Regions from separate parts of the Homo sapiens genome. Here region 2 is linked to region 1. Evidence: read pairs that join two places in POLR2A ChIA-PET (ENCODE). Cell type or tissue: PC-3. All regions are shown on one strand. Links, peaks and the distances in the headings refer to the core of each region. The heading gives the core; the rest is flanking DNA. Region 1 has its middle 77 kb from the start of LINC02058. Region 2 has its middle 14 kb from the start of LINC02058.

Region 1 (15,772 bases), core at 4,685-12,684:
ACTGTCATTTATAGGGGTTTCTTCCAGACTTCTGACACCCATTTGACAAATTTTGTTACATTAATTTAAATGAAGATATCAGTGGAATTTTTTTAAACAACAAGCAGGATGCATATTCCTGCTTTCAACAGTCCTTATGTGCTTTGTCGAAGAGTTACAGATGTCTAGTCATGGAATCTGTAATAACCACGGAATGTGCATATATGTCAGCAAAGACATCAATGCCATGCTCTTTCCTAGTTGAATATAATTGTAAGATAGCCTCAATGGGGAGATAGATTCCAATTTCATAAATGTTAAAATATGTAAATAAGTATCATACCAAGAGACAGAAATAATGGAACAGCTTAGTAGAGTGCTCTGCAGTCAGATTATGCAGGTACAGTGTGGGGACACAGCCTGGATCTTCTACTGACTAGCTACATGACCTTGTATAGATGATTTAACCCTTTTACTATTTAGTTAGCTCAGCAATAAAATGGGCATAAAGCCCACTGTGGTATCATTTTGAAAATTTTAAATAGTAAAAAGCTATCTGCTTCTGGGTATTCTTTTTCTATAGAAATATTCACAAATATACAACTATGTATAGATATAGAGAAGAGATATACATACAAAAGGCCATTGTTTTTAATGTTGATAACTATAAACTCCTGAATTTCCATCAACAAATCAGTTACACAAATTATGGTACCTGAAAGCAGCAAAATTATATATAAAGATTAAAAATAATGAAATAGGTCTACATCTGCTGGCATGGAAAAATATGCTATATTAGATAAAAAAGCAAGTTGTCCCCATATTTAAAATAAATACATAAAAAAGCAAATGAACAATCATACATATGCATGCTTACATTCAAATGGGTTTATATTTATTTGAATTTTTTTTAAAAAGCCTAAAAGATTATTATCCAAATTTTAACAGTAGTTGTATTTGAGTGATAAAATCATCAATGCCTTGCACATTGCTCTATTTCTTCAATTTTCACATTGATTTATAAAACATTTATAATCAGAAAAAATAGTGTGAGGATATATATATAATATATATTTATTTAATTTGTACATCCATTATATTTTGTAAGACAAAACAATATATACCAATAAGATAATAGGAAAATAAAGGAAATATAACTGGATCTGAACAGTAACTTTTCTGAACTTGTTCATTAAAAATAAAATTGCCTTGGTCAAAACATATTTTTCTGTTGGTCAATATTGACTCTAAATATGTAAGTGTATTCCTTCAACATATTTTATTTTATTTTATTTTATTTTATTTTATTTTATTTTATTTTATTTATTTATTTATTTTGAGACAGATTCTCACTCTTGTCACCCAGGCTGGAGTGCAATGGTGAAATCTCAGCTCACTACAACCTCCAACTCCTGGGTTCCAGCAATTCTCCTGCCTCAGCCTCCCGAGTAGCTGTTGGCACTTGCCACCATGCCGGGCTAATTTTTTTTTTAATAGAGACAGAGTTTCACCATGTTAGGCTGGTTTCGACCTCTTGACCTCAGGTGATCTGCCTGCCTCAGCCTCCCAAAGTGCTGGGATTACAGGCATGAGCCACTGCACCCGGCCCCTTCAACATATTTTAATTCTTGTTCTCTAAATCCTATAAAACATCCCTATTTTATATTTTAATGGAGAGTTTTCTATCCCTAACATCTGCTATCTAGCTGTAGCAGATTCCCACACCTTTCTAGTGGAAACAATCCTAATGAAAAGTGTGGTCCGTTTCTGAGTTCACCAGATGAAATGTGAATTCAAACAGCCACTTCTAATCACTTGCACAAGCAAGGTTTGTGAAACCCTTCTGCTCTGCCTGGACTCCTGTTTTTCCAATGTCCAGATCAAGTAGCATACAAAGCCATAAAAGTATTTGATATATGGATGTTCTCAGAGTCAAGCCATGGGCCCTGTCATTAAAAACACATGTTGTATTTGTATTTAATTTCCAAACACAGTTTACTTGCAGGTAAGCCAAGTTCATTGCATGGAAAAAACACAAAAAATAGAAGATACAAGATGAAGAGAGATGAGGATGTACATTATGATTAGAAAATATTTATTTTTTTATGTTAGTCCAGATTAATTCATGAAATGTTTCCTGTACTAACACTGAAGAGGAAGAACAAAACAAGAAGTTTACAACGACCTGCAGGCAGCAGCATTTCTGCATCTCTCTTTTATTAAAGCATCTTAGCTATCAACTAATAAGAAGTGTTCTCCCATGAAACTGCATATTCCTCAAATTTACTCTATTGAGCTAGTACTGAAAGGCAGATTTCATAACACAAACATCTTGACATCTATATTGTTAGTTTAAAGATATAAATTGGTACAAGCCTTTGGAGAGGTAACTACAAGAAAAAAAAACACTCCTATGCAGATTTCTGAATTAACATCATAATCATACTCCTAAGAACTAAGATTTTGAATTCTTAATACAGATCTGGAACTTGGCTAAATGGTTTACAAGTGTTATTCCGTGATGCGCTGCTGGTAAACCCCCTGTCTGGGAAGGAAAATAAAAACTCTACTTTGCAGCATTTGTCAATTTCCATGGTGTAGATACTATCCCCATGGCCAATTTTAAACTACTAAGGTTTTAACAACTAGCTTGCAATATTCCTGAACCATTAACAATTGGCTAGCTCCAGAACATCATCACATTGTTTCTGCAAAACGGAGCTTTACACTAGGAATTATTAATCCCTTTTATAGATGTTTAAACTGAGATAGAAATTGGTGATTTGTCCAAGGTCATACTTTTAGTTGGGGGAGGGTATTGTTTTCCTTGCTTTATGCTTTTGCATATGTATTATAATTCTAATCTTCTTCAGAGAAAAATGCAAATTAGCAACCAAAGAATAAACTAAATCAGAAAGAAGAAAACACAAACCCAAACTTCCCTCTGGTGTGCTATTTGCCTAGAAAAACCTGCCACAGTAATGGATTCCAATGGGGTGTATAACACAGTAGTCAAAAAAAATACTGTAGCCTGAAAACAGAACTGACAAAGCTTTAGTGTATGCTTAACATCTTTTTCTTAAGTGTTTTTTTTTTTCAAGAAACTAAGTTTAATAGCTACAAAGTAAGAGTTAATCAAGGGTCTAAAGTTGATGAGTTCATAATGTGGTGATAATTGGTTGAGAAAAAGTGAATAATTTATCCTGTAATTATTAATCATCATTTAGTTGCAAGTATCATGCTGCAATATTAGAAATATTTCTGTGAAAGAACAGAATTAGTAGCTCTCAGAATTAGTAGCCAGAAAAAAAGGAGATTTAGAGAGAACTGCATGAATGCTTTTCCCATATTAATTATAAGCATTATTCTTTCAAGGAATTTATGAAAATTAAGCTATTTCAGAAGAGGTCTAATGTAGCAGAAAGAAAAATACTGAGCATATAAATCACTTAGCACCAAAACCTAAGTTTTGGTTCCAGTATTTCTACCTAGGATCTGTATATCCATAAAAATTGCTTAGCATTTTCCTGGGCAAAAAGAGAAAGGAATTCTTATCCAGATTCAAATGATGTAATGATAATAAAAGCTTAAATTTTTTAAACAATTTGAGTGTGCCAGGAACTGTGCTAAGTGATTCGTTCGCATTAGTTCACATAATTCTCTTAACTCAATTAGTATTAATTGGGTTACTATCTCATTTTACTGATGGGAATCTGCTTTCCTTAGAGCACAGCTAATAACTGGTAGAAGAAGGACTCAGAGCCAAGGCTTCTATCCTTTATCATCTACCACTCTACACTTTGAATATATATAATGAAAGGGAATGGGCTCCTCGAAAACTGTGGTGACTTCATCATCTCCGAAAGGTTGTGATTTCTTGAGATCTGGAACTGTGCTTTATTCCTGTCTATATCCCTATACTAAATGCATGAAGAATGTAGGAATGAATTAATGTATTACAGATGATGAGTAAGCAGCATCAATACCATACTATGAACACTAACATAAACTGCAAATCTTAAATATGTGTGTGCTTTGTTAAATGTTTTGAGAAAATCGTGCAAGTTCCAAAGAATTGGATTTAGGCAGTGCTTGGTAAGGTAATTAATAACATGTTACCACTTACATTTTATATGCCAATGTATTTGTAAGGGATTAATTTGTAACCATTTTTCTCTGGAATTATAATTGAAAAATTCTTGCTTCGACTACATTAGAAAACATTTATTTATAATACCTTCCGTTCTCAAATTTCAAACATGTAAAATTTGACTTATTTCTATCTCTGACTATCATAGCCATTTACCATGATAAGGAATCATATCACGATATTTGGTAGAAACAAGATAGTGTTTATTGTAGCTGTCCAAATTAATATTAATTGTCATAAAGAAACTACCTCAATGGAATTTTGCTTAGCTTCATTTCCTTGTTTGATTTCTTTATTTCTAGAATTGGGATTTATCTTTTTGAGCTAATGAGACCAACATTGCTAGGATGATCTCTATTTAGAACAGCTAATATTTCTATTCCACTGTCACATCCCACATATATGAAACCTTATGCTCCAAATCACAAGGGAGATGAGTACAATTCATTATCTCATAAAAACAAAAACAAAAGCTAACAAACAACACATGTCCTACCATAATGGATTAAATTGGCATGCTTGTTTTTAGAGAGCAAAAAAAAAATTCAATTTTATGAATTGTTGTAAGCTTTTAAAAAGTACTAATTTTTTCCTAAATTTGTATAGTCTTCTGTGAAAACTCTTTCCTCCCACATGATTACATTTTCATGATGATTTCCGATTAATCTTTTCTCCACTATTCTTATCATATCCTTTTTCATGGGCATTTTCTTTTCCTTCTACTCATTCCATTTGACTTGGGGTAGCAACAGTACCTCACTTTTCTTTCTTGCTTTGGCTCCTTACACATTACATGGCATAAAGTAAATATGCTTAATATACATCACTGGAAAATGTTAAAGGCTATTTTCTCTGTTCAACTCCTCACTATGTCATCTGGCATTGCTTAAAAAGACAGAGAGGGTAATTGAGAGGGAAATAGAGAATGTATGTTCCTCTCTTTGGCCCTTATGCATTTATTTTTTAAGTTTTTTTTTTTAGCATCAACCTGAGCATTGTCAGACATAGAACTACCAGTTAAGTCAAATAGAGCCCCTTCAAGAGATACTTTTTATATTTTTTATTTTAATTTATCTTATTTTATTTTGAGGCAGAGTCTCGCTCCATCGCCAGGCTGGAGTGCAGTGGTGCGATCTCGGCTCCCTGCAACCTCCGCCTCCTGCGTTCAAGCAATTCTACTGCCTCAGCCTTCCGAGTAGCTGGGACTACAAGCGCCCGCCACTACGCCCAGCTAATTTTTGTATTTTTAGTAGAGACAGGGTTGCATCTTGTTGGCTAGGATGGTCTTGATCTGTTGACCTCGTGATCTGTCTACCTCAGCCTCCCAAAGTGCTGGGATTACAGGTGTGAGTCACCACGCCCAGCCACAAGAGATATTTTAAAGTGATAAACATGTTTATTTGTTTCACTAGAGTAACTATTTTACAACCTATATGTATCCCATAAAGCCTTGTCGTATACACAATAAAAATCTCTTTTTCACAAAAGAGAGAATTTTGAAGAGGACATTTTTCTTCCCTCAATAACTAGCAAGCATAATTTATCAACTGGATGGGGAAATGAGTTAAGATAAACCATAGAGATCCTTGTATTTTATAGAACCAGCAACACATAAACCTACCCCTTCTTCAACATTTAGTCCAGTGGGCATGTTCACAAGCCACATAGACACAAAAGGTTAGCACATGCGTTTTCTCAAACTTCTTACACTTTACCTCACAGATGGACCATGAATGAAAGATTTGTGCTACCTCTTTCTTGACAAAGTGGATCATGGGCACTCTCATCCTAAAACTCTCTCCTTCACAGTTGGCACACCTGGAGTATTGGCCTTCACTGAACAAATCATGAGATTCTATTGCAGTCCACTAGATTCATAATCTGGCTACTCCCAGAGAAAGAATCTAACATTTAGTCAGCTCCCACTCAAGAATAACATAATTACAATTTCATATTTTTGTGTAACCCCATTTGGCTAGATTGAGAATTCTAAACTCTGGTTTCCCCTATGACTCAGTCTTCAAAGACTTGAAGCCATTTAGAAAACACAAAGATTTAACCTGAGCATTGTCAGACATAGAACTACCAATTAAGTCAAATAGAGTCCCTTCAAGAGATATTGTATTTTATTTATTTATTTTATTTTATTTTTTATTTTTTTGAGACGGAGTCTCACTCTGTCACCAGGCTGGAGTGCAGTGGTGTGATGTCAGCTCACTGCAGCCTCCGCTTCCTGGGTTCAAGCAATTCTCCTGCCTCAGCCTCCCCAGTGGGGTGGGGGGGCCGTGGCGGGGGGTATTGCAGCCAACACGATATCTTTGTGGAGTTATTTGACTTTGTCAGCACAGTAAATAAGGGAGTGTGATGGAGAACAATTGGGGTATTTTACCAATCCCTTAGAGCTTATCGTACTCCTAGGTGGCTGCTCAGGGAAAGAACTCAAAGGAAGCTGAAAAGACTGTTTACTCAGTCAGTTAAAATGACCATCCTACAACCCAGGCATATCTGGAGCTCCAGAGAAGAGAGAGGGCCCATCTACTCCAAGGGTCTCTGGCTCTGGGCATGGCCAGCACCCTAGGCATTAGAACTATAATCTGATGAGAGAGCTGCAAATGAATGATTCCCATTTTGGCAACTTTGTAAAGGATCATAAAATATTGTTGCAAGGGAAACATCCTGGCTGGTTAGCTGATTTCTTTCCAGCCTTTCCTTGTATGATATTATTCATCAGACTAAAAAGAATATAAAACAGTGAAGTGAGATAGTCAGAGTAAACCAAGAAGTGACCCAGCAGAAGACCCAGCAGTACAGAATGCTGGAAGTCAGTTCTACCAGAATAGTTTCTATCAGCAAAAGACAGTCAAGTAGACTTCATTTACAATCCCTGATTATAACTGTAAATAATAATGGAACCAAGAGAAGCAATGGCACATCAGACATTGGTATAAGGCAGCAATGGTGCCTGAATGACAGGGGCTTCCTTGTTTCAATCTATCCATTGACACATCAAGAAACACAGTATGCCTTACATGTGTAGACCTGAGGGGAAATACTTTCTAAATTGCTACACTCAAGAAAAGCAATGATAGTATACTCTATAAAATAACATTTCATAAATAAGCAAACAAAAATAAAGATAATAAAGTTTTAGGGTGGGGAGAGAGCATTTCCATCAAGAGTCTTCAGAGAAGGACTCATAAATGAAGTAGAATTTAAGCTGATCTTCACAGGTGGACAGACACAAAGAATGAGGAAATGCATTAAGTATGTTTCAAGAATGTTAATGGCATACAGAAAACTAGAGAAGCAGGAACATATAAGGCATATTTACAGTATGTGTGGAGGGAGTGAGGATATATATAATGAGACATATACAATGATATGTATCTATCAATGATCAATATATATAAATGACTTCTCTTTCTGTTCCTATTCTGTATTCCTTTTCTTGGCTGTGGCACCAATTGTTAGCTTTGTGACCTTGGGTAAGTTACTTAACTTCTTCTAGTCTCAGTTCTCTTAAGTGCAAGATGAAAATAAAAAATGTTCCTAACTCACTGAGTTGTTATACAATTGAAAATAAATGCTAATAGGCTGAAAATAGTGAGTGGGCCATCTTAAGCACTCAAAAAATGTTTGCTCATTATTATTCATATTAGCTCCTCTAGGTTGTTTTCCCTTCATCCTCTTATAGTCCTTTCAATAGACTTTGAGCTCTTTGAGGACAGAGACTGTGTCTTATTTATATTTGACCCTCCGCATCTAGCATACTTCTGGGTGTGTGCCCATAAATGTCTCTTGAATTAACTGGTCCTGGGCTCTATGCATCTATATCCATATCCACATTTGTGCATCACAGAGTCTCCAAGTTCACATGCTTTTATTCCAAGGCCTTCTATTTCTGGGCTGCACTATGCTCTCTTTCTTTTCCTGGTGTCACAGGGATTGCTTCTCTGTTAATGCACTCAGTCTAATTTCTGTTATAGTCCATGCTGTTAGTTTCACCTATGGAATTTCAGAGCAGATAGAAATGGTGATCTGTAACCAGTAGTCTATGGTTCTGGCTTCTGACCTCCCAGTTCCATATAATAAGTTAAGTCTACTCAAATGTGAACCTTAATTTTTTTTTAAAGAGTACCTAGTTAACATGCCTTGTAAGTTCTACTCCCAGTAACTTATATGTCCATTAAAACCATTAGTTGCCTAAAAGATATACAGTACCATTATGCCTGCTTAAATCCTGGCAAAGATCAACCAACATCCACATACTCTAGAGGGTTATGGCTAAATTAAAAGATTGTTCCCTTCCCCAGCTACTTAGATTACCAAAAAAGATAGCCATGTAAGATTACTTTGCCTTTTCTGACTTTAAAAAGTTGCCTGCTTGCTACCTTTTTTTATCTGAAGCCTGTAGGCAGATTCTAATTTGGCCCTGCAAAAAAATCTGTTTGGCCCTGGGCTGAGGGAAGATGTTAATTTTCATGACTGTTTTAGAACACATCAAAATTCAGTATGCATTTTTTTCAGGATTTCAAAGCAATATGCTTAAAACATGCAATTTAGAGCTAGAACATATAGAGCATTTAAAAATATTCAGGTTTTACCAAGAATCCATCCGGTCTATTATTACAATAAGTAGGATACAAAGATATCTTTATCTGGTTGTGAATGAAACTCTATCTACATAGAAAAAAGTTCAAAGTAAAAACTGTAGCTTTTTGAATTCTACAGAGGTTCTCTAGGATGGACACTGGAAATTTGGTGTAGTTGAAATGAAAGGGATCATAAAATTGAATATGAATATGCATTAAGCCCTCCTTTAAAAATAATTTTAAAAGAAAATGGTGTCTAGCCTTTAACATCTGTCTTTAATATATCTTAAGTAACACTTTTAGCTTGGTCAATAAATGTAACTAAAAATGAGTGAGCATATGACTCATCCCACCATGAATATGTGTTAAGACAGACACTGAGCACCTCCACGGGCTTCAGCCGCAGTATTTGTGTTCCCTTATGTCATGCAATGATGACTCCTTCCTTCCTGAGACCAGCAGGTAAGAAGAACTTTAAAAAAATGGCCCAGATGGACTGAATTTGTAATTCTTCATCTCACAGATGCCAAAATGCACTTCTAATTACTATTAATGAATTTGTTCCTTTGAGGTTCATACTGTCCTGTTCTTCGGGAATGATAGAAGTTGGAACCTCAATGGAAATGTGGCTACAGATGTAGTTTTGAGATGAACCAAATTAAGGTTGTTGAAATTTATTCAGTCACTTTCTGCTTCTCCCACCCAAAGTCTACATGTTTCTAGTAGCAAAATGGGATCAAATGAAATATTAAATAGCCTCCTATCCACGTAGAGACTTTGAGGAGTCTAATTTAAAACAAAAGTGGGAGAGAAATGTGCAATGATAATTTTCAGGCCACTTTCTTGGGTGAAAACCAGCTGCTTTTGGTTTTGGCCTCACTCAAAGATAAGAGACATGAAATCCATCTTCATGTGGCTTCTGAAATTAAGTGACAACTCACAGCTTTTCAGAGGCAACTGGATTTCTAGCTTGCATTTTTTGCACAGGAGTCAGCCATTGCTGAGGCATGCACATTGTTACTTCCTAGAAACAGATGCTGTATGATTGCAGCAGTTAACATTTCCTGAGAGCCTACTGTGTGCCAAGCTCTCTGCTAAGAGCTTTGCAGATATCAACTCATTTAATCTCACAATGACCAATAATGTAGGTATCACTGAAACCCCCATTGTAAGAAGAAGGAAGCTGAGGCTCTGAAAGGTAAGTAATCAAACGAATCACAGATAGTGGCAACAAGCAAAGCTGAGATTCGAACTCAGAGAGTCCAACCTCAGGGTCCTCACTTAACTCTCACACTGTTGCCTCCCTTCCACTGCACTGATAGTATCAGAAACTAAGAGAAATTTTAACTGGCTTAAGTAACATAACCGAATCTAAGGAAGTAAAATTTGAAAAGAGAGGTAGCAGGATGTAACAACCAAAGCAAAGGGTGGGGATAAGGAGGCTTAGAAACAGCCTGCACAGGGAGGTTAGTTGACAGACAGCTAAAATGAAGCACACCTAAACAAGGTCAGCCAAAAGAAATATTTCAAGATATTTGAAAAGCAAAAATCAAATGACACCATAAATCTGTGAACCCCGGGAAACACAGCATCAGGGAGATGCACCCAGCATGCTACCAAAGGAAATAGAATAGCACCAGGGACACCTATGCAGGAGATTATGCTAGTGGCTACAAGAGCTTCAGACTGTAGGAGGTAAAAAATCAAGGTACCCACTGGATTGACATTGATCCTAAGCACTCAAAACCTTTTTGAAGTTTTCTTTGGAACTGTTTTCAAAGTTCATGGTGGAAAGTCATCATCCCTTGAGAGTGGATTCAATACTAAGAAACAACAAAACTTGTAGCGATTGCAGTGAAAATTGTTTAAATGACTAAGCTGAATAACATAAACAAACAAACAAAAATGGAGTGGCTGTAATATAGTCACACTTATTTTCTTGAGTGCATAATTAACAGAGTATAAAGATAGGTCCCAAAATATTTTGAGCATCAGTTTTATTGTTGGGATAAGTGGCTTTCAAAAAAAAAAAAAAAACCAGGCACTGGAATTTTTATGTTCTGGTATACTTATTTAAATATCCATTTCTTACATTTTCATAATTCATGTACACATTTGATCCCAATCTGAAGTAATTTACTAAGTAAATCTTTAAATTATTTGTTTCAGTTTCTATAAAATTAAAATTGAATTGGACTTTATTTAGTGTACAAAATTGTGTTAGTTTGCTAGGGCTGTCTTAACAAAATACCACAGACCGGGTGTCTTAACAACAGAAATTTGTTTTTTCACAGTTCTAGAGGCTAGAAGTTCAAGATGAAGGTGTCAGCAGAGTTGGTTTCTTCTGAGTCCTCTCTCTGTGGCTTATGATGGCTGCCTTTTCACTGTGTCCCCACATGATCTTTTTCTCTGTGTGGCCACGCCTCTGGTGTCTCTTCTGAGAGTCCTAATCTCCTGTTATGAGATTAATCAGATTGAATAAAGACCCACTTAACAGCCTTATTTTAACTTAATAACCTCTTTACAAACTCTGTCTCCAAATACAGTCATTTTCTTGGGTACTGGGGTTTAGGGCTTCAACATATGAATTTGGGGTTAGGGAGAAGCATAAAATTCAGCCCATAATAACAGTGGTCACCAAATAAGGAGATCCATTCTGATTTAATTTTAGGCAGGTTTAGTTTACCCAGCAAGTGATTCGTGCCACACAGGCTTAGAATATTAAAGATACATAAATAAATAAAGATAAACTGAAATAAGACTGAAAGTCATTTTAATTAAACAAATAATCCCCTAGTATTATGCTTTCAAGACACTTGCATTATTTTCTTTCTCTTTGTTTACCACATTCTGGACAAAAGACAGACCCATTGGATAGATCCTTGAAATCGCTCAAATTCTTTTTGAATGCAATTTTTGAACATAATTTTTGTCATTGAGAAGCTATGGTGTTCTGGGCACTATGGATAGATCTTTTAAATACATTACTTAATTATCAAACCAGCTTTATGAGATAGGGAATATTATCCCCATTTTACTAATAAAAAACCTAAGGGTTAAAAATTTTAAATAATCTGCTCCAAATCACATGCTAGTAAATAATAGAGCCTAGATCCAAAAACAAGTCTGCTGGTAGCCAAGATCCCTGTTTTTACCAATAATGTAAAGTACATGAGGCTCCGGTGTCATCATTCAAATCTGGTGAAACTCAGTTCCATCAGATGAGATATTTCTATGACTGTGTAACAATATCAAGGTTATGGATGATATTACAAACATTCATTCGACATATATTTATTGATTAGCTAGGATGTGTTAAGCACTGTACTAGGCACTGAGGTTAAGATGATGAACAGGACACAACCTTTCAAGAGAAAATCTGGTTTGGAAGACAAACAATTCCAAGGCACAGCAATAAAACAGAGTAAGCCCTAGAGACTTTTATTCAATCAGTTGGCCTGCCTAAGGCATTATCTGATAAAAGTATAAGAAATCTTCTGGATTATAAAATACACTAACTACAACAGCAGTTCTTCCCATAGCACATGTGAATTTCATTTTAAAATAAAAAATAATTCAACAAATGGCAAGAAATCATGCTTGCATGTTCTAAATGCACAGTTATATCACATTCTATTCCAGTAAATTTCGACAAGCCTCAGCTGAATTGTTTCATTTAACTTTTACTATAACATTTTTACAAACCACACTTTCTGATCAATGATGCTTTGGCTATGGAGCTGAGTACATGGCAATACTTATCCTTCTGTACCTTGAAATCCAGCCCTCTATTTACCAAGCATAAAGGCAAATGCCAGTTAAACTACTTTTAGTTCCATCTTTCTGATGTTCAAGTGCAGGAACAATTATCTCCATCAATATTTAATGGCCTAATCCTATGCAGACAGTGCCACAAGTGTAGGCAATAGTCCCGTTAACATGCCGTTAATTTTCAAGCATACAGGCAGAAATGGACTATACAGTTACTGAGAATGCACAGCGGTACATTTCCCTAAGGTAAAATTCTTTCCACACCCTCTGGTCTACCTTCCTTGATAATAAGGGAATTAGAAACATTTCAGAGTTGTGTTCAGTGGGTTAAGCTTGTGCACTCTTTAAAATTCATGGAGAAAATGAAGCTTTCCCAGTTTTTCCAGTTTTTAAATAACAAGGTTTGTGACTCTCTAATTCAAGCTAAATATCTCATGATCCCACCTACCCACAGTTTTGTTTGGTTTGGTTTGGTCCTTTTCTGAGTTATTGCTTTAAATAGCCATTATTACAGAACACATGTCATTGTCCAGGTACTTGAAATCTAGATTGTGGATATCAATTAGAAATATTCCTATAAAATATGAGATATTGTTGCCAATGTAACAAAAGTCATAAGAAATTTTAATGAAATACACATAGTTTTTACAACTACAACATTAACAGGGAGAACTTCAGTAACCTAAATCATTTCATTAAGAAGGCCAGAGTGTGGACTGTGTGTGATTAGCTCTCTTTTCCTTCTGTTCTCTTGAAAAGACTGAAGGCTGGAGACAGATGAGGGGCTGGGGGGTGGGTGGGGGGTGGGTAGGGGCAGGAGGGGTACCACCATATAAAACCATCCTTTGAGAGAAAAGCAACTTAGAGCGAGTGTAGGCAGAGAAATCATGATCTTTGAATCTTGATTCAAAGAGCAAGAGTAACAGAAGAAACAAAAGATCCTTCTTAATCTGTTTATTCATAAGCTAAGTACGTTCCTGGGAGCTGTATTTGAGAATAAAGTCTGCATTATCTTCCTTATGATCTCAAGGTGACCTCAGAAATTATATAACCTCCTCTAAGTCTGATACAATTAAGTTGTAAACCTAATTCGTTAAAATTGTCTACTGAATAGAAAATTTCTGCAAATTTCCCACTTAAATATAATTTAATATTAATAAAACTGTTTTTAAGATACTTGCATTTTTTTCTTCCTTTGCTGTACTTCATAAGTCTTGAGATTTTCAGGAGTTAAATAAATATCAAATAACTAGTCAACATTAAAGATCAAAGCTTAAATACATTTTCCTAAATATCAAATTAGCCATTGTTGTCCAGTTGCAGAAAGAGCAATACAGTTTGAACAGTTTGGAAATATGGTTGACTTGGGTGAACACGGTAATAGACACTTTTTACAGATTTAAGGGAAAGGGACTTCATGTCTTTATACAATTTTCTGGTTCTTGTAAAGAAAAGTGCAGAATGTCATTGTAAGAATATTTCTTGCTCCTTTGCCAAATACAGTTCTTAAGTACTATGTTTATATAACCATCTGTCATGTTTACACAGCAGAACTCAAAGACAGAAATCTCTCATTTGTCAGAAGCATGGTCATGCCCATAAGCCTATCTATTATATAAATTATTTTGGAGTAGATTAGAATCTTTCACTATGTTCATTAAATTAAAAGTAGGGTTAGGCCTAATGCAAAATGGAAAAGCAGATGACTGTTTTTAAAACCCTGCCTCCTTCCTGCTGCTCTCCATTGGGACTGCTTATTGCCTGGTATTTTTCACCGTACACTTCATCTGGATGAGGTTCCTGCCCATGGCCTTTCCTTCATTCATTCGGCAAATATTTATGAACACTCACTCTGTGTAGCTAGGTATTGTTCAAGCCAGGTATGTGGGTGTGTCAATGAACCAAACAGAGATCCCTGGCCTCCAGAAGCTTACATTCTAAGATGAGAAACAGTAAATAACTATAATAAACAAGTAAATTGTATGAGATGTTAGAAGATAGTATGGCTATGAGGGAAAAAAATAAAGCATGGTAAAGAAGATGAGTTATGGGCAAGGGATGGGGAGTGGAGAAAGAGGATTGTGCTTTCAAACAGGATGGTCAAGATAGGCCTCACTGAGAAGGTGGCTTCTGAGTAAAGAAGTTAGCCATGCAGACGCCTGGAGGAGAGTTCCTATGAGGAAATGACCTATGCCCCAAGACCATAAGGACAGGGGATGCTTGGTGCGTTCCAGGAACCACAAGGAAGTCAGCATGGCTGAAAGGAAGTGAAGAAGAAGGAGAGGACTAGGAGAAGAGGGAAGAGGAGAAACAGCCTAAGGGAGGAGTGGGGATCCTGGGATCTTCCACTGGGAAGACTGGCTTTTAATTTGTCTTAAATCTTATTCCACAAATTTCCATGCTTTAAATCTCAGAGCTGACTAATCTGAATGATATATTTATGTATTCATTCATTTAATCCTGTATTCATTCATTCCACAAATATTTAGAAGGGCATAAGCATCATGATAGGCAGTAAGGAACAGATGTAATTCCTGTCCTCAAGGAGTTTACAATCTAGTGAGGAAGGCAGCCAGCAATCTGATAATTAAAGGAGGAGGGCTCTGAAGACATGGAAACGGAGGTGCATGGTGCTAGGGGAGTCTGGATTAGGAGAACTTGACTTAGTCATAAATTAGTTCAGGGAACACTGCCCTGAAAAGGCAGCAATTAAGTGAGAAATGAAAGATATATAGACACTAAGTAGGTAAACTAGAGAAAAGTACTTCAGGTGAAGGGCACAGCAAATATAAGTTTCCTGCAGCGGGTGGAAGCAGGGTGATTGCAGGAGATTGAAAGAAGGCAGAGTGGCTGGAGCTCACAGAGCCGGAGGAGAGCAGTAGGGATGAGGCTGGAGAAGTGAGCAGGGAGGTGGAATTGAATGTGCTGGGGCTCAGAGCCTGCATTAAGCAGTTTGTCTTTTTTCTAAGCCCACTGGGAAGCTGCTGAAAGATTTTAAGTCAGGTAGTGACCCGATCAGATTTAAGTTTTAAAGATCACTAATCCATATTGAATATGTATTAATGAGTTTATGTATCTATCCTCTAGATAATTTGTTTGCATTTTAAAGAAGGCATTCTAGAGATAATCCTGAACTCAAGAAGGTCCTGGTGGGAATTTTAAATATTGTAGCAAGCTGATGAGAGAAAACAAGTTGGGTAGGGAGATTATTGAGCAACCCATCAATTAAGTCGGGGAAAGAAGTCAGATTCTATGTGTTAAGCCTACAAAATATGGCTTC
Region 2 (15,772 bases), core at 2,583-10,582, 65 kb before region 1:
GAGAGAAAATTCTGCTCAGTGTATGGGCTCAGCTATGAGACCACTTATATTTAAAACCCATTCTAACACTTGCTAGCTTTGTGCCTTGAGAGGGTCCCTTTGAATTTCAGATTACTCATAAATAAAATGAGAATCATAATGATGTCTAACTCAGGATTATTGAGAAGATTAAATTAGCTCACCTATGTAAAATCCTTAGTAAAGTGCTTGCCAAGTGACCAGTAAATGATAGCTCTTCTTATTCTGTGTATATTGAATATCCTCTCTGGCACTATTCCAGAAAGATCTACCTCAGTTTGTTTAATATTTAGTGCTTTGTTAATACATATAATGTGTTTAATAAATCAATAACTATTAGATAAGCTAAGATCATGTCTACAATCAGTCAATAAATAAATGTACGTCGAGTACTTTCCTTGGGCTAAGAGTACAATGGAAATTGAACAGTAAATATATGGACCCTACCCAAAAAGTGCTTATTAACTGAATTAATTTGTGACCAATTTCAGAGAGTAAAACTTTATGTTAAAGTAGGTAGTACAAAAATCTATAAGAGGCCCTGTGCGGTGGCTTACGCCTATAATCCTAGGCACAGAGGCCAAGGCGGGTGGATCACCTGAGGTCAGGTGTTTGAGACCAGGCTGGCCAACATAGTGAAACCCTGCCTCTACTAAAAATACAAAAATTAGCCAGGCCTGGTGCCGGGCACCTTTAGTCCCAGCTACTCAGGAGGCTAAGGCAGGAGAATTGCTTGAACAGGGGAGGTGAAAGTTGCAGTAAGCCGAGATCACACCGCTGCACTCCAGCCTGTGCGACGGAGTAAGATCCTGTCTCAATAAAACAACAACAACAACAAAACTATTAGAGTGCAGGGTAAATCAGTGAGAATGAGATGATCAGAGAAGGCTTAAGGGAGGAGGTAGAAAATAAAGGACACCTTGGAGGATGTGTATGATTACGACAGACGTCAAGCAATGAGACATACTTTCTATTAAAGGAAATGATGCTAGCAGGATTATGGGTGAATGCAGAGTATATTTGACATTGGCTTGACTAATATGAATGGAGTTTTAAAAATATTTTTATTGATACATTATATTTATACATAATTATTGGGTACATGTGGTATTTTGTTACATTCTTGAACTGTGTAATGATCAAGGCAGGGTGTTGGTGTGTCCATCACCTCAAGTATTTATCATTCCTGTGTTGGGAACATTTCAAGTCCTCTCATCTAACTATTTTGATATTTACAATACATTATGGTTAACTACAGTCACCCTACTTTGCTATGGAACATTAGAGCTTATTTCTTCTATCTACCTGCATTTGTACTCATTAACTAAACTCTCTTTATCCTCCTTCCACCCCCCCCCGCCCCACACACACACACACTCTTCCCAGCCTCTGGTATCTATCATTCTATTCTCTTCGTTTATGAGATTAAGTTTTTAAGCTCCCACATATGAGTGAGAACATGCAATATTTGTTTTTCTGTTCCTGGCTTATTTCACTGAACATAATGACGTCCATTTCCATCCATGTTGCTGCAAATGACATAATCCCATTTTTCTTTACACCTGAATAGTATTCCATTGTGCATGTAAACCACATTTTCTCTATCCTGACGTCTGCTGATAGAGATTTCGGTGGATTTCACATCTTTCTTATTGTGAATAGTGGTGTGATAAACACACAAATGCAGATATTCCTTTGATTTACTGATTTCCTTTGGATAAATACCCAGTAGTGAGATTACTGGACCATGTGGTATTTCTTTTAGTTTTATGAGAAATTTTCATATTGTTTTCTATATTGGCTAAACTAGTTTGCTTTCCCACCAACAGTGCATGAGTTACCTGTTTTCCACATTCTTGCCAGCATCTGTTTTTTTTTTCTTTTCAATAGTAGCCACTTCAACTGAGGTATAATGATATCTCATTTTGGTTTTGATTTGCATTTCCCTAATGATTAGTGATGTTAAGCATTTTGTCATATATCTGTTGGCCATTTGTGTGTCTTCTTTGGATACATATCTGTTTGTGTCCTTTGCCCACTTTCTAATGGGAAATTTTCACTGTTTCATTGTTTGAGTTCCTCATATATTTTAAATATTAGTCCCCTGTCAGATGAATAGTTTGCAAATATTTTCTCTCAATCAACAGGTTGTCTCTTTACTCTATTGATTGTTTTCTGTGATGGGAGAAGCTCTTTAGTTTAATATTATCCCATTCATCTATTTTTGTTTTTGTTGCCTGTGCTTTCAAGATCGTAACCATAAAATCCTTGCCTAGACCAATGTCCTGAAGTGTTTCCCCTATGTTTTATTCTAGTAGTTTTATAGTTTCTGGTCTTACATTTAAGTCTTTAATCCATCTTACATTGATTTTTGTGTATGGTGAGAAATAAGGCTCCAGTTTCCTTCTTCTGCATATGGATATCTAATTTTCCCAACCAGTATTTATTTATTGTCCTTTTCCCAATGTATGTTCTTGGTGCCTTTGTTGAAGATCAGTTGGCTGTAAATACATGAATTTATTTCTGGGTTCTCTATTCTATTCCACTGGTTTTTGTGTCTGTTTTTATACCAATACCATGCTGTTTTGATTACTATAGCTTTTTAATATATTTTCAAGTCAGATAGTGTAATGCCTCCAGCTTTTTTTCTTTTTGTTCAGGATTGCTTTAGATATTCAAGCTCATTTTTCTTCTATATAAATTTTAGGATTGGTATTTTGATAGAGATTGCATTGAGTCTGTAGATTGCTTTGGGCAGTATGGTCATTTTAACAATATTAATGTTTCCAATCCATGGGCATGAGATATCTTTTTATTTGTTTGTGTTGCCTTTGATTTCTTTCATCAGTGTTTTATAGTTTTTCTTATAAAGGTCATTTACCTTCTTGGTTACATTTATTTCTAGGTATTTTAATTTTTTGTAGCTATTGTAAATGGGATTGCCTTCTTGAGTTCTTTTTCAGCTAGTTCATTATTGGTGTATCAAAATGCTATTTGTTTTTGTATGGTAATTTTGTATCTTGCAACTTTACTGAATTTACTTATCAGATCTAAAAATTTTTTTTTTGCTGGAGTCTTCAGGCTTTTCTAGATATTAAAACATGTCATCTACAAAGAGAAACAATTTGACTTCTTCCTTTCCAATTTGGATGCCTTTTATTTCTTTCTCTTTCCTAATTGCTCTGGCTAGGACTTCCAGGACTATGTTCAATGGGACTGATGAAAGTCAGAATCCTTGCCTTGTTCCAGTTCTTACAGGTAGGTTTTCAGCTTTTCCCCCATTTAATATAATTTTAGCTGGGCTTTGTTATATATGGTCTTTATTGTGTTGAAGTACATACCTACTATACTTAATTTCTAGGGAGTTTTATCATGAAAGAATATTAAATTTTAGCAAATGCTTTTCCTGTGTCTATTTAGATGATTATTTGACTTTTGTCCCTCATTCTGTTGACATAATGTATCACATTTATTTATTTGAGTATGTGGAACTACTCTTGCATTCCTGAGATAAATTTCATTTGGTCATGATGTATTATCTTTTTGATTAGCTGTTGGATTCAGTTTTGTGTTTTATTGAGAATTTTTGCATCTTTGTTCATTAGGGATATTGACCCATAGTTCTTTTTTGTTGTGTCCTTGTCTGTTCTTGGTGTCAGGGTAATCCTGGCCTCATAGACCCAGCTAGAGGGTATTCCCTCCAAATTTTCAGAATAATTTTAGAATTGTTGTTAGTTCTACTTTGAATGTTTGGTAGAATACAGCAATGAAGCCATCAGTCTTGGACTTTTCTTTACTAATAGACTTTTTATTAGTGAATCAATCTCATTGCTTGTTACTGTCTGTTAATGTTTTCTATTTTTTCCTGACCCAATCTTGGTAGACTGTATGTGTCCAGCAATGTATCCATTTTATCTAGGTTTCCCAGTATGTAATAGTCTCTGATGATCTTTTGTCTTTTTGTAGTATCAGTTGAAATGTCACCTTTTTCATTTTTGATTTTATTTCTTTTAGTCATCTCTCTTTATATCTTGATTAGCCTAGCTACCAATTTACTGATTTTGTTTATATTTTCAAAAAACCAACTTTTCATTGAATTGATCCTTTGTATTTTTTGTTTTAGTCTCTATTTCATTTAGTTCTGCTCCTATCTTTATTATTTCTTTCCTTCTACTAGTTTTGAGTTTGGTTCATTCTTGCTCTTCTGATTCCTTGAGGTACATTGTTAGGCTGTCTATTTGGAATCTTTCTTCTTTGATGTAGGCATTTATTGCTGTAAACTTCCCTCTTAACACTACTTTTGCTATATCTCATAGGTTTTGGAATGTCGTGTTTCAATTCTTATTTGTTTCAAGAAAATTTTTAATTTCCTCCTTAATTCCTTCTTTGACCCAAAGGTCATTAAGGAGCACGTTGTTTAATTTCCATGTATTTTGTACAGTTTCTCAAATTCTTGTTATTGACTTCTTGTTTTATTCTACTGTCGTCTGAGAAGATACTTGATGTGATTTCAACTTTTTAAAAAATTTTAAGACTTGTTTCATGCCTAACATATGGGTCTATATGGGATAATGTTCAATGTGCTTGTATTAGTTCATTTTCATACTGCTATAAAGAACTACCTGAGACTGGCTAATCTATGAAGAAAATAGGTTTAATTGATTCGCAGTTCTGCAGGTTTAACAGGAAGCATGACTGGGAGGCCTCAGTTAGCTTACAATTATGGCAGGAGGTGAAGGGGAAGCAAGCACCTTCTTCACATGGTGACAGGAGAGAAAGAGAGAGAGATACCAAGGAGGGAAGTGCCACAAACTTTCAAACCATCAGATCTCATGAGAACTCACCCTATCATAAGAATAGCATGAGGAAAGTCAGCCCCCATGATCCAATAATCTCTCACCTCGTTCCTCCCCCCAACAATGTGAATTACAATTCAATATGAGATTTAGGTGGGGACACAGAGCCAAACCATATCAGTGCTAAGGAGAAGAATGTATATTTTGAAGCTATTGGGTGAAATATTCTGTAAATGTCTGTAAGTCCATTTGGTATAAAGTGCAGTTTAAATCCAGTGTTTCCTTGTTAATTTTCTGTCTAGATGGTCTGTCTAATGTTGAGAGTGGGGTGTTAAATTCCCCAAATATTATTGTATTGGAGTCTATCTCTCCTTTTAGGTCAATAATATTTGCTTATATATTGGACTGCTCCAGTGTTGGGTACGTATATGTTTAGATTGTTATATCATTTTATTGAATTTATTCCTTTATCATTATACAATGACTTTTTGTCTTTCTTTTTTTCTAATGTTTTTGAATTAAAGTCTGTTTTACCTGAGTATAGCTACTCCTGCCCCCTTTTGTTTTGTGCTTGCATTGAATAATTTTTTCCATCTCTTTACTTTCAGTCTATGTGTGTCTTTACATATAAGATGAGTTTCTTGAAGACAATATATAGTGGGGTTATGGTTTTTATTTTTTAATCCATTCAGCCAGTCTATATCTTTTAAGTGGAAAGTTTTATCCATTTACATTCAGGGTTATTATTGATATGTGAGGGCTTATTCTTATTGTTTTATTAATTAATTTCTGGTTGTTTTGTGTATCCTTTGTTCTTTTCTTCCTACCTTATTTTTATCACTGTGGTGTGGTGGTTTTCTGTAGTGGTAACACTTTAGTCCTTTCTCATCCTTATTTGTGTGTTTGCTGTACCAGTGGGTTTTATACTTTCATGAATTTTGATGATGGTAGATGCCAACATTTTGATTCCAGATGTAGGACTCCCTTAAGTATTTTTTATAGGGCTGGTCTAGTGGTAATGAATTCTCTCAGCTTTTGCTTGTCTGGGAAAAACTATTTCTCCCTCATTTATGAATGGCAACTTTGCTGGGTATAGTATCTTTGGCTGTCAAGTTTTTTCTTTCCACACTTTAAATATATCATCCTATTCTCTCTGGGCTTGTAAGGTTTCTACTGAGAAATTTGCTACTAGTCCAATGGGGGTTCCCTTATAAGTAACTATATACTTTTCTCTTGCTGTTTTTAGAATTCTCTTTTTTTTGACATTTGACAGTTTTACCATAATGTGCCATGGAGAAGATATTTTTGAATTGCATGTTTTTAGGTATCTTTGATCTTTCTGTATCTGGATGTCTAAATCTCCTGCTAGTCTTGGGAAATTTGTAGCTATCATTTTATTAAATAGGATTTCTATCTTTTTTGTTTTTTCTATGTGTTCTGGGACACCTGAAAATTTGAATATTGGGTCACTTTATTGTGTTCCATAGTTATGTAGGCCTTGCTCATTCTTTTCAATTCTTTTTTATTTATTTGTGTTTGACTGGGTTATTTCAAAATACCTTTTTTCAAGTTATGAAATTCTTTCTTCCATTTAATCTAGTCTATTATTGAAGTCTTCTAATGTATTTTGTATTTCACAAAATGAATTCTTCAGTTCCAGAATTTCTGTTTGGTTCTTTTGTGTGGCATCTCTTTGATAAATTTTTCATTCATATCCTGAATTATTTTTTTGATTTTTTTATTTTATTTTTTTCTCTATTCTCTTGCATCTCACTGAGATTTTTTGGAATTATTTTGAATTATTTTCCCCAGGTTTTATAAATGTGTTTTTGATTGTAGTCTGCTATTAAATTATTGTATTCCTTTGGAGGTGTCATATTTTCTTGCTCTTTTATGTTTCTTGTGTCTTTAAATCAATATTTGTGCATCCGGTATAACAGTTGTCTCTTCCAATTTTTTGAATTTGCTTTTGTAGGAGAGAAGTTTTCCCTGAAGATATATCTGTGGTGTTGTTTGAGTAGGGTACATTTGCTTTGATTCTAAGCCCATGCAGTAGTGTAGTCTCCATATGATTTCTTCAGCTATAAACAGTGTCAGTGATTTCCTCAGTGGCTTAGGGTGTGGTTGTTAGTGAGGCTATGTGAAGTTTATCTGAGCATGTGGATGTCAGGTGGGTTTGTCCTTGTGCTCCAGTCATGGCAGCAGCAGGCCAAGCATACTTGTCCTTGGGCCCTAGTGTAGCATATGCTGTAACCAGTGTTAGCAGGACTAGGTGACCTGATTCTTGAGCTTAGGTGGTAGTAGTAGCAGCGATGGGCCAGGCAGGTGAGTGAATTCTCTGGTTCCCAAGCAGTCTGCACTGATGTTGACAGTGGCTGCAATGAGCTGAGTGGGCTAATCCCCTGGCCTGCAGGTGGCACACATGCAGATGGATGCCAGCTGTGGTAGTAGAGGTAGGTTGGGTGGGACCAATCTCAGGCCCCCAGGAGATGTACGCAAGCACTAGTGATGGCGAAGTGGCCTACGTGGTCCCCATGTCCCCAGATGGCATGCTCAGGCACTGGGGAGACAGAGTCAGGTTAGGTGGACCTGTCCTCAGACCCCCTAGTTGTGCATGCAGGTATTGGCTATGGTAGGCAGGGACACAGTGATCTCCACACCACCAGCAGAATAATCCAGTGGGAGTGGCAGAAGCTACACTGAAGCCCTGCTACTGGGGAGGGTGACATTGCTTTTAGTGGCAGCAGTACATTTAGGTGGCTGGGGAGTTCATCCTTCTCTCATGCTTTGGCCCTGGTGGTGGCAGCCAGCAGCATGATGGCTGTGGGTTGGGAAGTTTGTTCTTAGGGCACATAAAAATTCATGGTGGCTCTGCTTCTGGGGGGGAGCAGCGCCCTTACCAATGGCTCACACTTCAGCGTTGGCATCAGCAGTCAGCTATAGTGGTGGCCATGGGCAAGGAATGTTAATAAGGCTTCAGGGTTGTGGAGATGAAAGTGCTGTTGGGTCTCTGGGAAGAATGTGTTCTGGTAGGGGCTGGGATCTCAATGTGGTATCTTACTGTAGCTGAGTAGGACTCAGGGGGCTGGGAGGTACGTGGGACATGGTGTGAGCTTCCTCCTAAGAGCAGTGCCTTCACACAGTATTCAGGCATATTCCTATGTTAGTCTCTAACATTCTAAGTGTGATTATCTACTTACTTACTATTATCTACTTACTTACTATTCTTACTATTCTGGTTATTCTTTGGGGATGAGCTAAGTACCAGATGCCTCCAGTCAGCCATCTTGAGCCCCTTTCTTTATAATAAGAGCTGCTATGACAAGATGCATTGAAAGCAATATTCCCTTAGCTCCCAACTTGCTCAACCCAAAAGAGTAATGCATGTAGTTCTGAAGCTGTGAAGTCAAAGATTAAGATGTTGGCATCTTAATCTTGTCTCATGACATCATAGAAATGCCTTCTTGTTGTCTCATTACATGGTAGAAAGTACAAGAACAACAACCTGTGATTGATGTCTTTTGGAGAAAAAAAATAGACAATGGTATTCTTTTGTAGAGTTGGGGTAGGCAGTGGAAGACTTATGAGCCAGAGGAGATTTTGCTTCAAATACTATGATATAAGGATTGTGTATTATTAAATGAGGTGATGTAAACAGTGTTTTATAAAGATTGGCCTTATTAAGGCATCCAGGCAGATCAAAATCAGAAGAGAGTAGAATAAGTAGACTTGGAAGATACTGTAGTTATCTATATGTGAAATTATGACATACTAACTTAGGATGCAAAAGAGAAATGGAGGCTTCACTGTGAGTGAAACAGGAGTCACTAGAGAATTTTGAGCAGACAAGTTATAGGATCTGACTTATCTTTTAATAGGTCACTCTGACTGCTCAGTTGAGAATAAATGCAGAGGGTCAATGGGGGATCAGGAATACTTGGTAGGATATTATTTAAATAGTTCAAAGAGAAATGATGGTGGCTTTGGGCCCCATGATATTGGAAAAGGTGAAAAGCAGTTGGAATGAGTGTATTGTATACAGGTTTTTATAGAAAGGTGTCCTAGGCAGTTGCAGAGGGCTCTGCACTTAGTTTAATGCTCTGCTGTCACAGTCTTGAAATTCTTAGTGATTTTTGAATAGATAATCCTACATTTTTATTTTGCATAAGACCCCACAAATTATGTAGGCAGTTTTGATTGTGAATGTAGATATGACAGGATTTGCTGATATATTGGAGGTGGGATTATGTGAGAGAAAAGAGAGGAGTCAATGATTGCTCCAAAATGTTTGCCCTGATCACTTGGAAGAATAGGTTTACTAAGATGGAAAAGAATGGAAGACACAAAATTATGGAAGAAGGATCAGAAGCTTGATTTTGGATCTATAAAGTGTGGGATGTCTAGAGCATCCAAATAGAGATGTCTGGAGTTTGAAGGAGCATTTCAGGTTGGAGATGTAAGTTTGGAGTTTTCAACATTTGAATGGTAATTGGAGCCATAAAACTGAAAGAAAAAAAATCCACATATGACGTGTAAATTATAAAAGAGAAGTCTAAACACTGAGCCTACCTCCAAACTATAGGTGTCAGGTGATACACACCAGCTTAGGTGACTGTGCAGGATCAACCAGAAAGATACCAGGACATTCTAGAGAAAGAAATCATATCAAGTTTCAGATGAGAGTAAAATGAGTCAGGATTTGACAACTGAATTAACAACATGGAGGTCTTACCTGATAGCTGTTTTCTTGGAGGAGTAGAGGCAAAAGCCTCATTAGGTTGGATTAAAGAGAAAGCGGCAAGAAAGTTTGAAAACAAAAAGGATGAATAACTCTGAGGAATGTTGCTTAAAGGAATGGAAGACAAAGGGGTGAAAGGAAAAGTGAAGGTTGGTACCGCAGTGAAGCTAGCTGGTTTGGGGTCAAAAAATGAAATGTGATTTTTAGATTACCAGTTTGATTTTAGGCACATGGACCTCAAGATTGTGATGAGCTATTTAAAAGGAAATGTCCAGTAGACATCTAGAAAGATGAGAATTGATATTGTCTGAGAAGATAAAATTGAAATTATCCGTGGTTTAGACTTTATTCACACAAAGGCGCTATTTGGAGCTGTAAAAATAAATTAACCTGGAATAAAAGTGTAAAAAGAACAATAGAAGATTGAACAAACCAATGTTCTGAGTAAGGTAATAAAACAAAATGAAAAGCACTGGCCTATATTCCCAAACTTAACGCCATTTAGGCATAGCTGAATTTCCATTGGCAAATTAAGGTAATTATCTGAATAATTAAATATCCACACAAAAGCTTTAGTATAAATTAGCTAGATCTTTTATACAAAAAGAGTCTCTATTATATATGAAAAACTCTATTATTGGATTCATTTTGTCAGCTTTTCTCAGTTGACTGACACAGACTGGCTACAAGTGATTTACCTTCTTTAAAAGAGGCTATTTAAAAATAAAACAAACTAGAAATCACTACCTGCTAACTGACCTCTGGGACGTTATCTTGATTTGGATTTTTTTATCTCTAAAATTGGGATTTTTAGCATAAGGTGAAGGAGCAAACAAGACAACATAATTTGGGCTAAAGCATCCTCTTTGTTTATGCAAGTATCAATGAAGGAAACTGACCAGCGATGATTGCCTTTTACCAAGGATCTGGCAAAATCTGCAGTTCTTGCCTAATGGGCTTTGTAAATTTTAAAACAAAATCAAAGGGGTAATAGCTTTCTTAGCAAAAACCTGCCACACACATATACACAGAAGAAAAAAGGAAGGCCAGTCCAACAGCCCTAGAAGTGAAGTAAAATCTGGGCCTCTTTGATTGCAGAAGAATAGTCAATCACGTTAGTCACTGAAAGGACGCTGAAGACAGCAGGCTAACACCTTAGTAGGCGCACACTGCTTAGAGCAAATAGAACAGTTCAGATTTGGGGCATTGGATGTTCATGTTTTCCTTTGTTTTCAAAGATGATCACGCTGACAATGATTATTGTCTAAGGATCATAATCTAAGAAGCATTATATAGAAACATAAGAAATGTCACATTGGAACTGACAAATGAGCCTTATTACAGCTCTGACAGTGGCACCAAGGGACATTTTGTGGCACAGCGTGAAAGTTACTCTGGCAACCAACAGAATATTACTACTTTTTCACCTCAAAATTCTCCCCCCGCTTTTTGAGGCGCTTCAGTAAAGAGCTCAAGAAGAGGACCTGGGAAGCCAGCCAGAAGAATGTACTTGGCGTATCCCTGCTTCCTCTGTGCCTGGGGAGGTAGGGATGATAACAGCTTCACTTGTGGGGTGGAGGGTGGCAGGAAATCTTTACAGGAGAAACCAACACATCAATGTTCTTCGAGGCACACAGGCAGTGTTCTCTAAAATGTCATCATCTAAGCATAGGTGGTATTTATTGTTTTTTTGGATATGCAAGAAGATTTCTCAAACTCATATTTCTCATTATCTCTCTAACCTTGGCCTGTGCATTCACCACATGCGCACCCAGCTTTTCTCAGAGTTCCTCACCTGGGCCACAGAACTCAGAAAAAAATAATTCAGGTGACAAAATTGCACCATTTTAGAAGCAAAAGAGACAAGTTCATTTACTTCATGCAATGGATGCTTTAGGGTTTAGTGCTCCTGAGGAAAGCTGGCTGGACTGTGATTGGGGGTGAGGGGGAATCCCAGCAGATTTAATCACAAATGTCAGGAAACAGCAACTTTCTTTCCACTGTGTCAAGTTGGAATGATGTAAACCTGGAACCGGTGGTGAGTGTGTTCCTTACCTACATGGAGGGTGTCTCTCTGCATAGGAGGGAAGGAGACCACTTTACAAGAAGCAGAGAAGAACAAGTGAGAGAAGGGGAGCTAGAGCCAGAGCAAGAGAGCTAGAGCAGCCTGACAACATTGTTTGAGTCTCTAGGTCCACAGAAGCCAAATGCAATCCCACACTGAGTTCACTGGTTACATGAGCCCGTGGATTTTATTTTTCCTAAGACTACTTTGCATTGGTTTCTATCACATGCAAATGAAGACTCCAGAATAATATCATAGAAATGTATTGTTGCAATAAACCAACATATAGGAAAAAATTTAACCTTTAAATTCTGAAATCATCAGATTAAAACAACAAAGATGTGCTTTCTTCCTCTTGCCCTAATTTCCTTTTATTAATAGTAATAGCTATAACATTTTATGTACCTACTATGTATACGCTCTCTGCTAGGCTCTACACAATAACAAGCCTGTGGCAATTCTATAAAGTTAGAATTACATCTATTAGAGTGAACTAAGGTTCAGAGAGATTATGTAGTTTGTATAAAATTACAACTCTAACAAATTCTAATCAGAGATGAGATTTTTGTCTTAGCTTTATCATAACCATTAAATTATAGAACTCAGCCAATAGGTATTAAAAATAAGTATATGTATCATGGTAGCTATCAGTCTTCTATCTGCCACTGGGTCCTTTCATATGTACATGGAATTCTAGACATCCAATGCCAAACTCATCTCAGTCCCCTCCCCCACCAAATCTGCCCCAACAACCCCTCACTTATTCTGAATCTTAAGGGAAATGAAGGTATCTACTCAGTGTTTGAGCCAGAATCCTAGAAGTCAGTCTCATTCCTCTTTTTTATTTTTTGAAGAGTAAAGCAGTGTTTTTTTTTAAAACTTCTTATTTATTCATTTATTTTTGTTTTATTTTTAATTTATAAATAATAGTTATACATACTTATGGGGTACAATGTGATGTTTTGAAATAGGTGTACATTGTGAAATTATTCTATTAAGCTAATTAACATGTTCATCACTTCACATGCTTATCATTTTTATAGTCAAAACATTTAAAATCTATTTGCAATTTTGAAATATACAATACTTTATCATTAATGTTTCCTCACTCTTAACTTCCACAGTTAACCCTTGAATCTATCAATTCCACCTTGCCAAAAAGTTCACATCTACCCTGTTTTGACAGTCATCAGCACACAACTGGGTTACTCAGATCAGACTTCCTTCCTGGTCTCTCGAAATCTAATTTTCCCCACCCAATTCCAACCCTTACCTTCAACTTACCTTTCATTCTACTATTAGAGAGCTCTTTCTAGTGTGCAAATCTGATCTCCCCCAAACACTTCAGAGGCTTCTAATGACAACAGACTCCATGACATACTAAAAACCTTATGAAGGGGCCCTGCCTATCTATCCAAATTCATTTCTAATCATTTCCCCTTCATGCTTTAAGCTCCAGACGCACTGAACTCATTTCCTACATACCCCATGCTCTCTTATGCCTTCCGCACTTTTGAAATTCGGTTCCTTCTGCCTAGAATGAAAATTTAGGAGAAAACTCCTCAGGTCTCAACTGAAATGCTACCCCTGAAAAGCCTTCCATGTCACTGCTCTCTACTATAAGCCTTCTAGTGTGCCCCCAATCAATCTTGTCTGGTCAGTAAGGAGTGACCTCTTTGAAGTCAGGAGATATGCCTTTTCTTCTTGGTTTTCTAGAACCCATCTCAATATCAGGCACTTTTATAATATTTTGGGGATAAGATTTTGAAAACATTAAATCCGTACTTTTTCTCTTACTAACAGCAAGCCAGAATGCTTAAAGAAGGGGATTTCAAACAAAGTAATGGGAGAAAAAAGTAACATGGCAGAGGCAAGTTCCCACCTAACTGGAAGACAAAAGAGAAAATTACTTTCATTCTAGAGAGAGAAGAAAGAACCTGAGATCAGGACTAAAAGCCAGGCTCTTCACTAAAGGTCAAAATTCAGAGTGGAGGATTATAAAACTATCTAGATATAGTGAGAGGAAGGTAACTATCATGACACTATGGAAGCCACAGATAGACTGAAGACATCTGCGAACATTCAGGGTAGGGATTGTCCTCTCTTTAGTGTCCCATCAGAAGCAGGGATATCAACTCTTTATACTGAAATGCATCATCTTTATAGACTAACTGTATCAGATTAAGATCCCTAAAGCAACCAAAATGTAAGAGAATTTGGGAGATGGACTTTAGGGGAACGCTTTTGGCTCTTTTAATAAAACACATAATGTAAGAGAACAGAGAGGTAAAACCATAGCATGTGGGGAAATTTTAAGTTGAAAAATTCCAGTCACCACATTTAGCCATGATACATGTTTGGATACTGGTGATCAAACTGACATTTTAAAAAGGTTTGCTTTGTAATGGCTACCAGAAATCCCAAGAACACTTGGCTTATATTTATAATTATCATGCAGCACTTTCCTACTAAATTATCAATATAACTAAAAATAATTGAGAAAAGTTAATTACATTTATTGTAAAATATTTATGACTTATTTTCAGATCTCCCTATTTTTAATGTCAGCTGATCTAAACAAACACTCCTAATTCCCCCTCAAATGATGCCAGTTTAAAACTAAACTAGAATATTTGTTTTAAATGATCAAAAATGATTTCTGTAGAATTGGAATGTGTCTTGTTAATATAGAAAAGGTTTTCTGTGATATTTTGCTGGCTGCTTGAAAATGTGTTATCAATTAGAAATAGAAGTTTCATTAGAGAGACTTGGAATAACAAGCAGAAAATGTTATTATCCCCATTACAACTTACTACTGAAGTTTTTTATTTAACTAAAGTAAGGCTCAAGTCTTTGTAATCAAATCTAATCATTTCCTATGCCTAAAACCTATACTGACATTAGTAGTTCTATAAAAATTTTTTGTACTTCCAAAGATAACAGGTAACTTAAGAGATAACTAGAATGCTAATGGCCATTTTCTATAGTTTTACCCTTAAAAAAAATCACTGTACTATCCATAAAGCAAAACAATAAAGTCTATTTGAAACACTCTTATTTCTAGTGCTCACTCTTTAGATATGGCCTGAGGTAGAAATTTGCAATGCTTTCCATTTAAAATATTTTTATTATTTATAGCATTTTTCTTCCAGATATTTGAAAGCATGATAAAAAAAGCTTTACTTTATACAGCATTTACTGGGCTAAATAGTATTTGAGCTCAGCACAATTTGCAGTTCACTTAAAAAACAATGTTTTGTAGTATTGATGAGCTGGTTGTTTCTTACAACCTCAATCCCACTTCCCAATAAAATCAAACAGTCCATGCTCAGTCAACAACCGTGTTGAAATGGGTGTCGGTACAAATACCTTTGTTTAGTTGCTTTGGATAGACTTTAAAATTCATTTGTGAAAACACAATGTCATGGTGGTTGAAGGCTTGAAATACTGTACCCTCACATTTAATATTAAATTGAACATTTCATTTTGTTTGGAGAATTTAAACAAATAATAGAACACATAATATTAAGATTATATTTAAATAACTTTATACCTAAATGTGTTGAATATGTTTTTATATAGCCACTTTTTTAACACTGTGTACATCTTTATTTTACAGTGTTGAGTGACTGAATGAGCTGGGTTACACAGGGTATTTAGGGTTATTATTTTCAAAAGAGAAGGTAGAGAAGAAAGTTCTTAGTTTAATCAATGTAAAGTATCCTTCATTAATACTTCCAACACTTTCTGAAGTAGTTAATGTTCTAATATCACTGACGCAAAGGGAAAAAACTGTAAAGTCAGACAAGGTGAATGATTTACCCATGGTCTCACAAATGGTAGGTGTTATAGGCAAAATTTGAAGCTAGTTGTGTCTAAATCTTTACTCCTTGTTTTTAACCTCCACACCATGTGCTTCAGTATAGAACTGGCTCTTTAATAAGATAACATTTTATGTTACACATTATTCTTCCCCATTCCTAGAAATTATTTTCAACTTGTTTTCTTTTTAAATTTCCATTATTGTTTGTCTTTTTGTGCCTTTCCTTGTTTCCTATCATGATATACTCTAAATGAAGGCGCAAAATCCCGTGTAAACTGTAGCTGTGAGGAGAAACTTTTACAAACAGTCACGTTACACAGATCAATGTTCCC

The links. ChIA-PET counts read pairs that join two places held together with the same protein. Peaks named below come from ENCODE experiments on the same cell type or tissue, not always from the same donor. Only the 100,000 strongest peaks of a DNase experiment are listed, where the experiment ranks them.
Region 2: POLR2A ChIA-PET joins it to region 1 with 5 read pairs; 4 of 35 experiments call an interaction of 5 or more read pairs at or near these places.

The regions. Positions count from the first base shown.
Region 1 is chr5:93,008,962-93,024,733 of GRCh38, forward strand. No RefSeq gene overlaps it. Among named protein-coding and RNA genes, the nearest start is that of LINC02058, 77 kb to the left of the region's middle. In PC-3, for the core only: no CTCF peak of the experiment used is centred there; a DNase peak (open chromatin) is centred at 9,110; H3K27ac peaks cover 500 bases.
Region 2 is chr5:92,946,027-92,961,798 of GRCh38, forward strand. No RefSeq gene overlaps it. Among named protein-coding and RNA genes, the nearest start is that of LINC02058, 14 kb to the left of the region's middle. In PC-3, for the core only: no CTCF peak of the experiment used is centred there; no DNase peak of the experiment used is centred there.